Linked DNA regions of Homo sapiens: region 2 is linked to region 1. Evidence: read pairs that join two places in POLR2A ChIA-PET (ENCODE). Cell type or tissue: OCI-LY7. All regions are shown on one strand. Links, peaks and the distances in the headings refer to the core of each region. The heading gives the core; the rest is flanking DNA.

Region 1 (5,383 bases), core at 267-5,266:
AAGGGAAAACAAGTCCATATTAAAATGGACTTTAAAAAATTTTTAATTTCCTTTTACATTTTCTCTGCCGAAGCAACCATCTTTGCTAGGGCAGGGCCTGCAGCTTTATTTGTAGGTTACCTATTGAAGGATCCTTGCTCCAGAATATTTACCCCATCCTTGGGTGTATTTTTTGTTACACTCTCCTAAATCCTGACATTTTCTGAGTTTAGGTTCTCCTTTGAGAGGCTTATTCTTAGGTATTTGTAACTTAGTGTGACAATATAATGAGAGTCCTTTTAATACCTAGCAGGGGTCATTCTGCTGTGGAACTGGGGCCATTGATGAAAGATTATTCAGGAGTCTTCGATATTTGAGGGTGGGAGATGGAGGCATTCCTACATGGAACATTTAAATGAGTGACTTTGGGAATCATGAGGCCTTAGGTTGGGAAGGGGTGTGTGAAAAGAATGCATTGGAGAAGAGAAAAGAATATTAAAGGCAAACTTTAACTACACGGGAGTTTGTCTAGGGCTGCTATTTCTGAAGTCCTAACTACGGTATCCACCTGCCTCAGATGCTTGGTTGGCACTTACCCCACTTAGCTTCTTTCCACACTGGGTTCCAGGTGAATTGAGAGACGTCTGCATTCTGAGCTCTTCTCTTTAGTCAGTTGCCAGTGGTCTGGATAATTTGTATTCCCATTTCTGGATTGCCTTCTGGCTTGAGAAAGGTTTTGTATCTTATGCCCCTTCTTCATTCTGCAGTGGCTCTGGGAGTGCCAGAGCGGAGCAGCAGCAGCTGGGCCACTCTGTTCACTTAAATTCCTGTCTGCCTTGCTGTTTGGCAAGAGGGATCACCCAAAGAATGTTCAGGGGAGCAGCCTTCCCTAAATGCCTTATGTGATCATGCTTCCTTGTCTCCCTCAGTAAATGTTTTATTTATTAAAATTATTTATTTGATCACATGAACATGTATTATCAACCTGTGGCTGTGCTGACTAGATCCAAAGTGGGCTCAGGTTTGTTCTGCTTACTGTAGGAGTAGGTCCTTGGTGAAGAGTGTCTCCTTTCCTCCCATCCATTCTGTCTGAAAGAGCAGTGCCCAGTTTCTTGGAAGACCCTTCTGACCTAATCATTCCTATTTTATGGCTCTCTTATTAGATCTCCTGTTGCAGTGACCATCGATGCAAGTGGCTTCCAGCTTCTATGAACACCGTCTCCACCCAGTCCCTGACCCTGGCGATCGATTCTTGTCATGGCACTGTGGTTGCTCTCCGCTATGCTTGGACCACGTGGCCTTGTGAATATAAGCAGTGTCCCCTATACCACCCCAGTAGTGCCCTGCCAGCCCCTCCCTTCATTGCTTTCATTACAGACCAGGGTCCTGGACATCAGAGCAATGTTGCTAAATGACTGTTTCAGTATGATCAGAACTTAGATATAAGGATGGGTCCTTCAGATTTTAGCATTTAGGAGTTTCAATAATAACCATTGCTTTTAAAGGAAATTAATAGAAAGCCTCATTGAATGGCTTTCAGCTAGCACATGGCTGTTTCTATATTCTGATGAGCCCAGGCTTATAGGTAACTTGAAATGCTTGCTTTTTGTTCCCTAGTTGGTCTAAGGGTCTGTATTGGACTAATTCTGAACTACAGACAAATTGGACCTCAATGTCATTTACTTCCCTCATATTAATGGGAGTGAAATGTCTAATACTTTTGCCCCTTTTTATCCAGAGTTGTGGGAATCTCAGGATTGGAAGAGATTTTAAAGGCCACATAGGCCAGCTAGTGTTCATGTGTTCTTTATAAAATTTCTCCCATCCAAGTACTAACCAGGCCCGACCCTGCTTAGCTTCCGAGATCAGATGAGATCAGGCGCGTTCAGGGTGATATGGCCGTAGACGTCTTTACAAAATTCCTGACAGGTGGTTACTGAATCTCTCTATGAACTTTCCATTCAAAACTTTCCAAGTTTTTCCTTATGTGGAACCGAAATCTTTCTTTCTCCCGTGAAACTTTACTACTATCAGATAATTGAAGACAGATCTCTTTGTATTCTCTTCAAGCCCAAACCAATTCTGTTCCTTCAATCTAAATAGTGGTAATATGAATGTTTAAGAAATGAAATAAGAAACATGTGCAGGCACTTTGGAAGGTGCTAAGTGACTGCCCTAAGGAATGAAAAGCAAGGGCCAGGTGGGAGTAGCCCAGCGAAGGCACTTGGGCTGCCAGGAACAGGAGGCGTGGGAAACTCTGGCTTAGGAAAACATGAACACAGGGGCAACAGAGGCAAACTGTTGTTCGAGTTAAATATAAATCTCAGGCTCTTTAAAGGTAAAAGGTTTAAGGATAATCCATTTGGAAGAAGAAAAGAGTGAGGCTGAAAGTAAAGCCACATGACAAGCATATAAAAAAAAATGCAGATGATACAAATATGAAAGAGGCCTTCAGTGTTTGTTTATTAAGAATCTTAATGCAGTTTACTGATGGATTAAAAACAGCTAACATTGTCTGAAAATTATGTTACCTATAAGAAGTTGGAAATAAATAAAAGCATAATCACTAGTGATGTGTATGTATTTATATCCACTTGCAAACTGTCCTTGAAGCATGTGAAAAGGAGTAAGAATACTATCTATGGGTAGCTTTCCTCCCCTTAATGTGAAAAATGAGAACTAAAGCAAAAAGCATCACTCACTGTACATATACAATGTATTTTACGTAGTGTAAAAAATATGGTTTAGATAGTGAATATATTAATGAAATCATATGTAAATTTATTTTTAGTGGCTGAATAATTTAAAACATTATGTGGAATTCACTATGTTTCCCCCAATTTAGGAACTTTTTACTGTGTGAAAATGAAATTTATAATACTCTGTAGGGTGAATGATGGTTTTTGCTTTAGTTCTACCCCTCTGTAGAGTTCCAAGGGGTTCTGGTGTAGCTCCAAACAGCAGGAATAACTTTGTCAGTGCCAAGATTTTATTTAGTTAAAAAACAAAAAATCTACACACTTTACAAGGAACGTTGGCTCCCCTGAGGACTTCCTAGCATTCAACTCGTTCAGTTAACCCCTATTGCCCATGCTTTGACCTCTCATGCATCTGGCCCCATAGAAACCATGAACCTTGTAACAGATTGATGCCTGAGAAAAAGTCAATCTACCCGTCCACTCCTCCACTCCCAATACACATACCCCCATGGGCTGTTCTAATTCGGGGGCAGCCAGAGGTAGCCAAGAACTCTAAGTCCAGATTCCTTTCACCTCCAGGAACCTAGAGTACATAGTGTGAAAAATACGGTTCAGGCAATGATTATGTTAATGACGCCATGCACATTCATTTTTAGTGGCTGAGTAATTTAAAACATGATGTGGGAATTCACTGCATTTCCCCAAATGTAAGAACTTTTTAGTTTTAAAATGAAATTTATAGTCACTGTAGAAAATTTGGACACTAAAGTATAAGCAAGTAAAAATCACCCCCAAATTCATCATTCAGAGAAACACTATTTTGCTGAACCATTCACTTGACTTGAGTTATATAATTTTATACAGTACATATTATTTTGTAATCTGTGTTTTTGACTTACTTACTTTACCAAAATAATTTTCTTATGTAAATAATAGAATATAGATTTAGAGTGTTTCAGTTTGTGGAAGCCTCATTTTATTTAACCAATTTCCTATTAATGGACATATAGATTTTTAACAATTTTCTACTATTAAAATAATACTGTAATGAATATCACATGCAAACATCATACCACACTCGTCCAGTTATTTCTTAGGGTTCTTAACATGGAAGAGGATAAATATATATTTAAAATTTAGATATCTACAGCTTAACCCTCCCAAAGGATTAAACAACTTACATTCTCACCAAGGTAGTCCTTTTTTTGCCCTCACCCTCATTGACACTGGATGTTGTCAAATTTAAAAAAAATCCTTAACAATCTGATAGATGAAAAGATAGTTTAAGTATACTAAGGCAGTGTTTTTCAAGGTGTTTTTGTTTTTGTTTTTGAGTTGGAGTTTTGCTCTGTTGCCCAGGCTGGAGTGCAGTGGCGCGGTCTCGGCTCACTGCAACCTCTGCCTCCCGGGTTCAAGCGATTCTTCCTGCCTCAGCCTCCCGAGTAGCTGGGACTACAGGCGCGTGCCACCACGCCTGGCTAATTTTTTGTATTTTTATTAGAGACCGACTTAGCCAGGATGGTCTCGATCTCCTGACCTCTTGATCCACCCGCCTCAGCCTCCCAAAGTGCTGGGATTACAGGCGTGAGCCACCGTGCCCAGCTTTTCAAGTTTCTTAAATCCATGATCCATAGTAAAAACATTTTACACATATCTTCATACAAGTATATGTATATGTGGTATACGTACACACTATAGTTGTATATGCATTATAGCTGAAAAACCAGTTCAACCTTTCTACATGTGGTATGTTCCAAAAATTTTAAATGTCTTTCTAAAATGAGGCTCTTTTAATACGGGTATTACTCAGGCTGTAATAGTGGGAAAATATTTGTTATATGATAAAAGCAGCATATATCATTTCTGTGTAAATGCCAGTATGCTCAAGCCATTTATGCAGAGAAAAAAAGAAAAACACTGCATTAACATTTTAAGCAGTCCCCTTCCCGATTTGCTATTATACAAAGTTTGTTTCTTTTACATTGTAAAGTGTATACAACTTATAAAAAGACTATACTCAAAATCATAAAATACCAGTTAACTTAGCTTCTCAGTTTACAGTGGCCAGTGTGGTGTGCTCTAAACACTGCTGCCTGATCCCTCCCTCTGCTGGTCAGATTTATTACTATAAAGTACCAATCCCATTTGTGTTGTCCTCAATTGGCAATTATGAATGGCAGTGCATTAACCATTCAATTCTCACCACTCCATCCCCATTCTTCTACTTCTGGGTCCTTTTGTCCCTCCCTTTCCAGACAGCCCTTGGTAACCTGCTGCTGGGTAACTAAGGCATCCCACAGGTAGTGTTGAGGTGTTAGGTGATAGAGTAAACCTCTACCTTAATGCTATTAACAGGGTCCAAAAATCCAGTTGCATGGAACATGGAGTTATATTATTACATGGCTAATGAAAAGACAGGACTAAGTCTGTTATAGAGTATGGGACTAACCCCCAATTATATGTGAATTTGTGTTATCATATGGTTTCAGTGTACTGAGCTAAAAAGCACATTATCTGAGGTGCAATACAAAGGTTAAAGAGGTTAAAGATCCCCTTGAAGGATGTGCAAAATGTGAAGAAAAAGATGAACAGTGTACCTTGGACTGGACTTTCCATCTTGAGTTTAAGCAGAACATTGGATTTTGATGATACTGACATGAAAATTAAGCAGCAGCCTGGGTTGCAGGGGCTGGGACTTGATATTC
Region 2 (5,383 bases), core at 262-5,261, 90 kb before region 1:
AAAAACGAAAATTAGCTGGGCATGGTGGCACACACCTGTGATCCCAGCTACTCAGAAGGCTGCGGCAGGAGGATGGCTTGAGCCCAAAAGTTCAAGGCTGCAGTGAGCTAGGGTCGCACCATTGCACTCTAGCCTGGGCAACAGAGTGAGACCCTGCCTCTAAAAATAGAAAAATAAAAAGAATTTATCTTAAATTAAAGCAAAGATTCTATAAATCTAGAAGGTCTTAAACCATTTTCCAGGGAGCACTTTCTGTGCCAAATCTTTATTATGAGCATTTATTATGTGCCATCTGCTTTGTACTAAGTGCATTACATACTGTATTGATCAAGACTCTTTGGGTGGAAAAGGATAGAAACTCAACTTACATTAACATAAGCACTGATTCACTGAAAGGGCAGAGGTGGAGTTCCAGGAATGTAAAATCCTATTAAGACTCTCTTCCTCCCTTTATGTCACTTGTTTCTGCTTCCTTCTGCATAATGCTGACATCTCCATCATGCTGGAACCGTGGCTGCAGGCAGCTCTGAACTTAAGCCATTATAGCCTTGGGACTAAGGAAGAAATAGAATTCTTCAATTGCAACCTCATTAATAATAATTGTAAAATTCCCAGAGGAGATCGCTGATAAACCAGATTTGAGCCTTATGCCTATCCTAGCACTAACCCTTGTGGCTAGGTGAGGGAAGTATTATAATTGACCCAGCCTGTGGCACAACCGTGTGGCCAGTTGGATTCATTGACTGGCAGGGCCTGCAGAACCATTTGGTAAGAGTAGGGGAAAAGCAGTTCCACAAAAGAAAAGGGTGTTTTGGACTGGATGACTAAAGAATGCACGTACATCTCAATACATTATGTTGTGTCATACTCACAATAATCCAAGCAAATACCATTGGTGAAGAAATACCATTCTCCAATGTTTTCTAGGTAAAAAAATATATATATGGGGAAAAGAAAGGTTAAGTAACTTGAACAAGGCCATACAGCTGGTAGGCAGTAAAGCTGGGCTTCTATTCAAGTCTGTTTGACTCCAAAGCTGTCCCCGCTATTTGGCCACCTCTCCTGCCTGGATGAATTTCTCCTCAATCTGTGCATTTTACTCAGAGTGACGAAGCCATTAAGACAGAAGACTAAATTTGCATATTAAGCAACATTCTCCCGCTCTGCTCCCCTCTGGGAAAGGTCATTTTTGCACTGAGGGCTCTCCCAGGGTTCTGCTTCCTTCTGGAATAACTATCTCAAACAAACCTGGGGATGTTATGAAGCCACTTAACTGGGCTGACGTGGCTGGACCAAGGGCTTAGAACAATGCCATCAGGTTTCTGTCTCCCTTTCCATTTTTCAGCAGTGCCTCCCTCAGGGTGTCTCTGTGTTAGATTCACCCTCAGATTGGCCTTTTATGGTGGTGGAGGAAGGAAGGTTATTAGAATCCCCAAACTCTCAAGAGAAAAAGACACCGTCTCTCTCTATGTACCCGTATATAAAATTTCGTGAAAGGGCTCTAAGCAACCTTTCTTGGGCGTTTGCTCATGTTACTGACAAACACTCCAGGACCACACAGACTGGGGCAGGGATGAGCCAGCCCTAGGAAGGGACCTTGGCAGTCGAAAACATGGCCACGTTGATGCCTAGCAAGGCAGAATCATTGCAGAGTAAAGAGCTGTGATCAGCTCCCCCACTTCCCTGTATGCCCTCTCGCCAAGTGTGTGCCTTATTGGCAGTCATCACACTGCCTTGCCGTTGTTTCTGTCTTACCTTCCTCACTAGGCTGTGACTGCCTATAGAACCAGGATTTGGCCTTTCATTTTTTTGAGGTGGGGGGCTGGGGGGGAGGGTGGTGTCTCGCTCTGTTGCCCAGGCTGGAGTGCAATGGCGTGATCTCGGCTCACTGCAACCTCTGCCTCCCAGTTCAAGCAATTTTCTTGCCTCAGCCTCCTGAGTAGCTGGGACTACAGGCACCTGCCACACACCTGGCTAATTTTTTGTATTTTTAGTAGAGACGGGAGTTTCACTATGTAGGCTAGGCTGGTCTTGAACTCCTGACCTCAGGTGATCCCCCCACCTCGGCCTCCCAAAGTGTTGGGATTATAGGCATGAGCCACCGCGCCCAGCCTGGCCTTTCATTTTGACATCCCAGCATCTAGCACAGTGTCTGACACATGGTAGGAGCTCAATAAATATTTAATGAATGAATGACTATAATATAATGCTATGGTTTATATGATTTACAATGCTATGGTTAAGAAAACAAGCATTTTCCAAAAATCTGGTATGCACCACAGTAGTAAAAAAACTACCACTGAGATGCCATTGCATAATTTACAAAGTAAATTATAGGCACTTGGTCAACACATTTTACATATGTATCTCATTTAAACCTAAACGCTGTGGAAAGTTATGTGCCACTTCTTATCAGCCTTGCACTTGGCTGGATGAGGGTGAGGGAAGATCGCAACGTAGAGGACGCAGTCTGTACAAAGTGTTTGGTCTTATGGAGAGGCAAGACAATCAAGATAATTAGAAAACCTCTTCCAGATGATACATAATAAGTTCTTCCATTCAAATCGATGATTAGGTGCTTCCTGGCCAAAGTCCAGTGTCTGTTTGGGGTTGCAAGGAGGAATTGGGGATATATTCAGAGCAAGGTTAAAGGAGTGACAACAAGATGAGCTAAAAAAAAAACATGATGTGTGGAAAGGTTCACGGAACGGGAATGACTCAGGTTGGAGAAGAGAAGACCGAGAGGAAACTGAATCATTTCCAAGACAAAGAAGGGCTCTCTTGCTGGGGGATGATGGCCAGCTGTCCTCCTTTGCCTCTGCTTGCAGAGCAAGGGGAAATGGGCTTAGACCGAAGGCAGGGCTAAGATTAGAGAGAAGGAAGAACTTGGCAGTGAAGGATGTTGTATAACCTAGTTTTTGAGACAACTTGGGGACTGAGGAGACTCCCACACGCCTGGTCTGAGCCCAGTGGACGTGCATGTGGGGTGATCTGGCTGACTGGCTGGGAAGGGAGGAGGAGGTCCTGAGGCTGCATTTTTCTGTGTCCTCGATTTCCCGTTGGAAGTTAAGTTCCCAAATTGTGGAGCTGGCAAGGCAGCACCTCCCCCACCCACCACGCACTGCACCAGTGTTCCTGGGCTGGGTAATAATGCCTGTCATTTCCTCTCCCGGGGGAGTGGGGCTGCAACCGCCCTGACAGCCCCGAGGGATTGAAGGCAACTAAAAATAGTGCATTAAATATAATCTGTTGAGGGGCACATTTGCATTGCTTTTCTTTCCCCCTCGCCTGTCTCTTCATCCTTCCTGGCAGGGCAGGCCTGGGTCTTGCTCTGGGCACTGGGAATCAGGTTCCGGGCACTGGCTGCTCTCATTTTGTTGCAGAAGGGCTCTCTAGACAAGAGGGCCGAGGTCAAGGATCCCCAAGGGTGTCCCATTCCACTCCTCTCCATTCCCCCTGGGCCTCTGGGTCCTTCAGGGCCTGAAGGTGCAGGGGGAGGAGCTGCAAGTAGGGGAGGCAGTGTTGAAAAGGAGAGCCAGCCAGGGCTTTGTTCTCCCATCAGCCACTTCCGTCTGCTACACAATCTCTCTGAGGTTAAATATTAATTAAGAGCAGAATGACAGTGAGAGCTGAGCAGTGTCACTTTCTGTCCCAACACAAATGCTAATTTCCTCCCCTGTAGAAAGTGACTTTGGAGTGGGATTGGCAGCGCAGGGGGAATAGCTGGGGAGAGGGGAGGAGAGGCAGCAGGGAGAGATGGGTGGCGGCGGCAGCAGCCCTGCGTCAGAACTATTAAGAATGATAAGGCAAGGAAGGTGTTTGTGCTGGGATTCCAGAGGGAAGACAGGACACATCCAGTCACAGAGGACACCATCACGGCACAATCCTAAGCTCTTCCCACTTTAACGACAGTCATCTAAGAAGTTGAGGTAGAGCTGGGTCTCCCCACTTCCCTAAGACTGAGTTCTTAATCTTGGGTCTGTGCGTTGGTTTCGGGGCTCATCAAACCTGGGAAGTTGTTTGCAAAACTGTTTCTGTGCACATCACCAGTTTTTTTGGAGACAGAGTTTCCAGCGGGGCTGGTATGTGATCCACAGTGTCATCCTCAGCATGTGGTGCCATCTTTGAGGTCAGCTTATGGTTTGAGATGGCTGCTGGAGCCTCAGCTGAACACCTAGATTCTAGGCAGGAAGCAGGAAAAAGTTGGTGGGCAGGAAAGACCAAAAAGTTCCACTCCAGTTTTCTGTCCCTCTTTTAATGAGCTTTCTTAGAAATCCATTTCTATCTTACTGTCCACACCTACCTGCAAGAGAGGCTGGGAAAATATGATAGTTTCGCTGACATGGGGCATCTCCATGTCATACTGGTGTTTGTGTTTGTAGGAAAGAAAAGGAGAGAATGGTAGACAACTAGGACTTTCTGCTGCAGTGTCTGTCTCACAAAAGGTCAACAACCTTGGATTTGGGGGAGGAGATGCTACCATCTCTCAAGGGTCTCTGTGCTCCCTGCTCAGACAGAGCTGACTGGAGGAAAAAGCCTACCATGGAAATGCCTACTTTGGTATGGATTCCTAAGCTCACAATGGGTCCTCAGAAGCTGGTCCTCCTGAGTGAGGGTGGCAGGGTTATTCTCTGACCAGGGCTTGGTTATTAGAAAGGAGGCTAAAAAGGAGACGCTTGTTCCATTAAGGACCATGGCCTTGTGGGGGGCTTTGCAGCGTATGCGTGGGAACAGCTTTGTTTGGTCTCTGATAATCATCTTCTTCTTGGCAATACTTTGCTCCGCACAGCCTGGAACAGGTGGCTGAGGAGAGGGAAGATGTTTTCACCTCTTAGGGAAAGATGAAGTGAGGAAGGCTCTGGGGTGTGGGTATGGGATGGGTGAGCTGGGCCAGTCTGAGATTCCACTTGTTTGGGACCTGGGTGGTATATTTACTTCAATCCCTTTCTCTTAGATCTTTGAGCCTTTGCACAAGCTGTTCCATCTGATTGGAGTGGTTACCCATTGGTGGACTCTTAATCCCTCTCTAAGAGTCGGGTCCATGAAGCTATTCCTGATTTTTCTTGACCATTCTCTCTATCCCCAACCCCTGCCCCAGGAACCTTCTTGTGATTCTGTAATCCTCTGTACGTGTTCTGTGATCTTTACAACCACACCTGTCACATTGTTTAAAACAATCGACTTGCCTTCCTCCACAGCGCTAAAAGCTCCCTCATGGTAGAAAATGTTTTCGGCCATCTATGGCATACGACTCTCAAAGTGTTCCATGGGGATGAACAAACTTTACAAAGTGTTAATCAACACCTGCTGTGAGCAAAATGCACTGGAGATAAGAAGGGGATTAACATTAAAAATCACAAAGACAGTCAGGCATGGTGGCTCA

What was found. ChIA-PET counts read pairs that join two places held together with the same protein. Peaks named below come from ENCODE experiments on the same cell type or tissue, not always from the same donor. Only the 100,000 strongest peaks of a DNase experiment are listed, where the experiment ranks them.
Region 2: POLR2A ChIA-PET joins it to region 1 with 6 read pairs; 5 of 35 experiments call an interaction of 5 or more read pairs at or near these places.

Annotation. Positions count from the first base shown.
Region 1 is chr11:124,632,962-124,638,344 of GRCh38, reverse strand. It overlaps TBRG1 (transforming growth factor beta regulator 1), which reads right to left. Exons shown (of 9, transcript NM_032811.3): 9 at 2,419-5,383. SIAE (sialic acid acetylesterase) reads left to right here. Exons shown (of 10, transcript NM_170601.5): 10 at 1,143-5,232. The coding sequence ends at 1,394. It also overlaps the pseudogene RNA5SP352. Among named protein-coding and RNA genes, the nearest start is that of TBRG1, 13 kb to the right of the region's middle. In OCI-LY7, for the core only: CTCF peaks have their summits at 4,588 and 4,808 (motif pointing left); no DNase peak of the experiment used is centred there.
Region 2 is chr11:124,723,385-124,728,767 of GRCh38, reverse strand. No RefSeq gene overlaps it. Among named protein-coding and RNA genes, the nearest start is that of NRGN, 14 kb to the left of the region's middle. In OCI-LY7, for the core only: no CTCF peak of the experiment used is centred there; DNase peaks (open chromatin) are centred at 3,197 and 3,527; H3K4me3 peaks cover 1,532 bases; H3K27ac peaks cover 1,114 bases.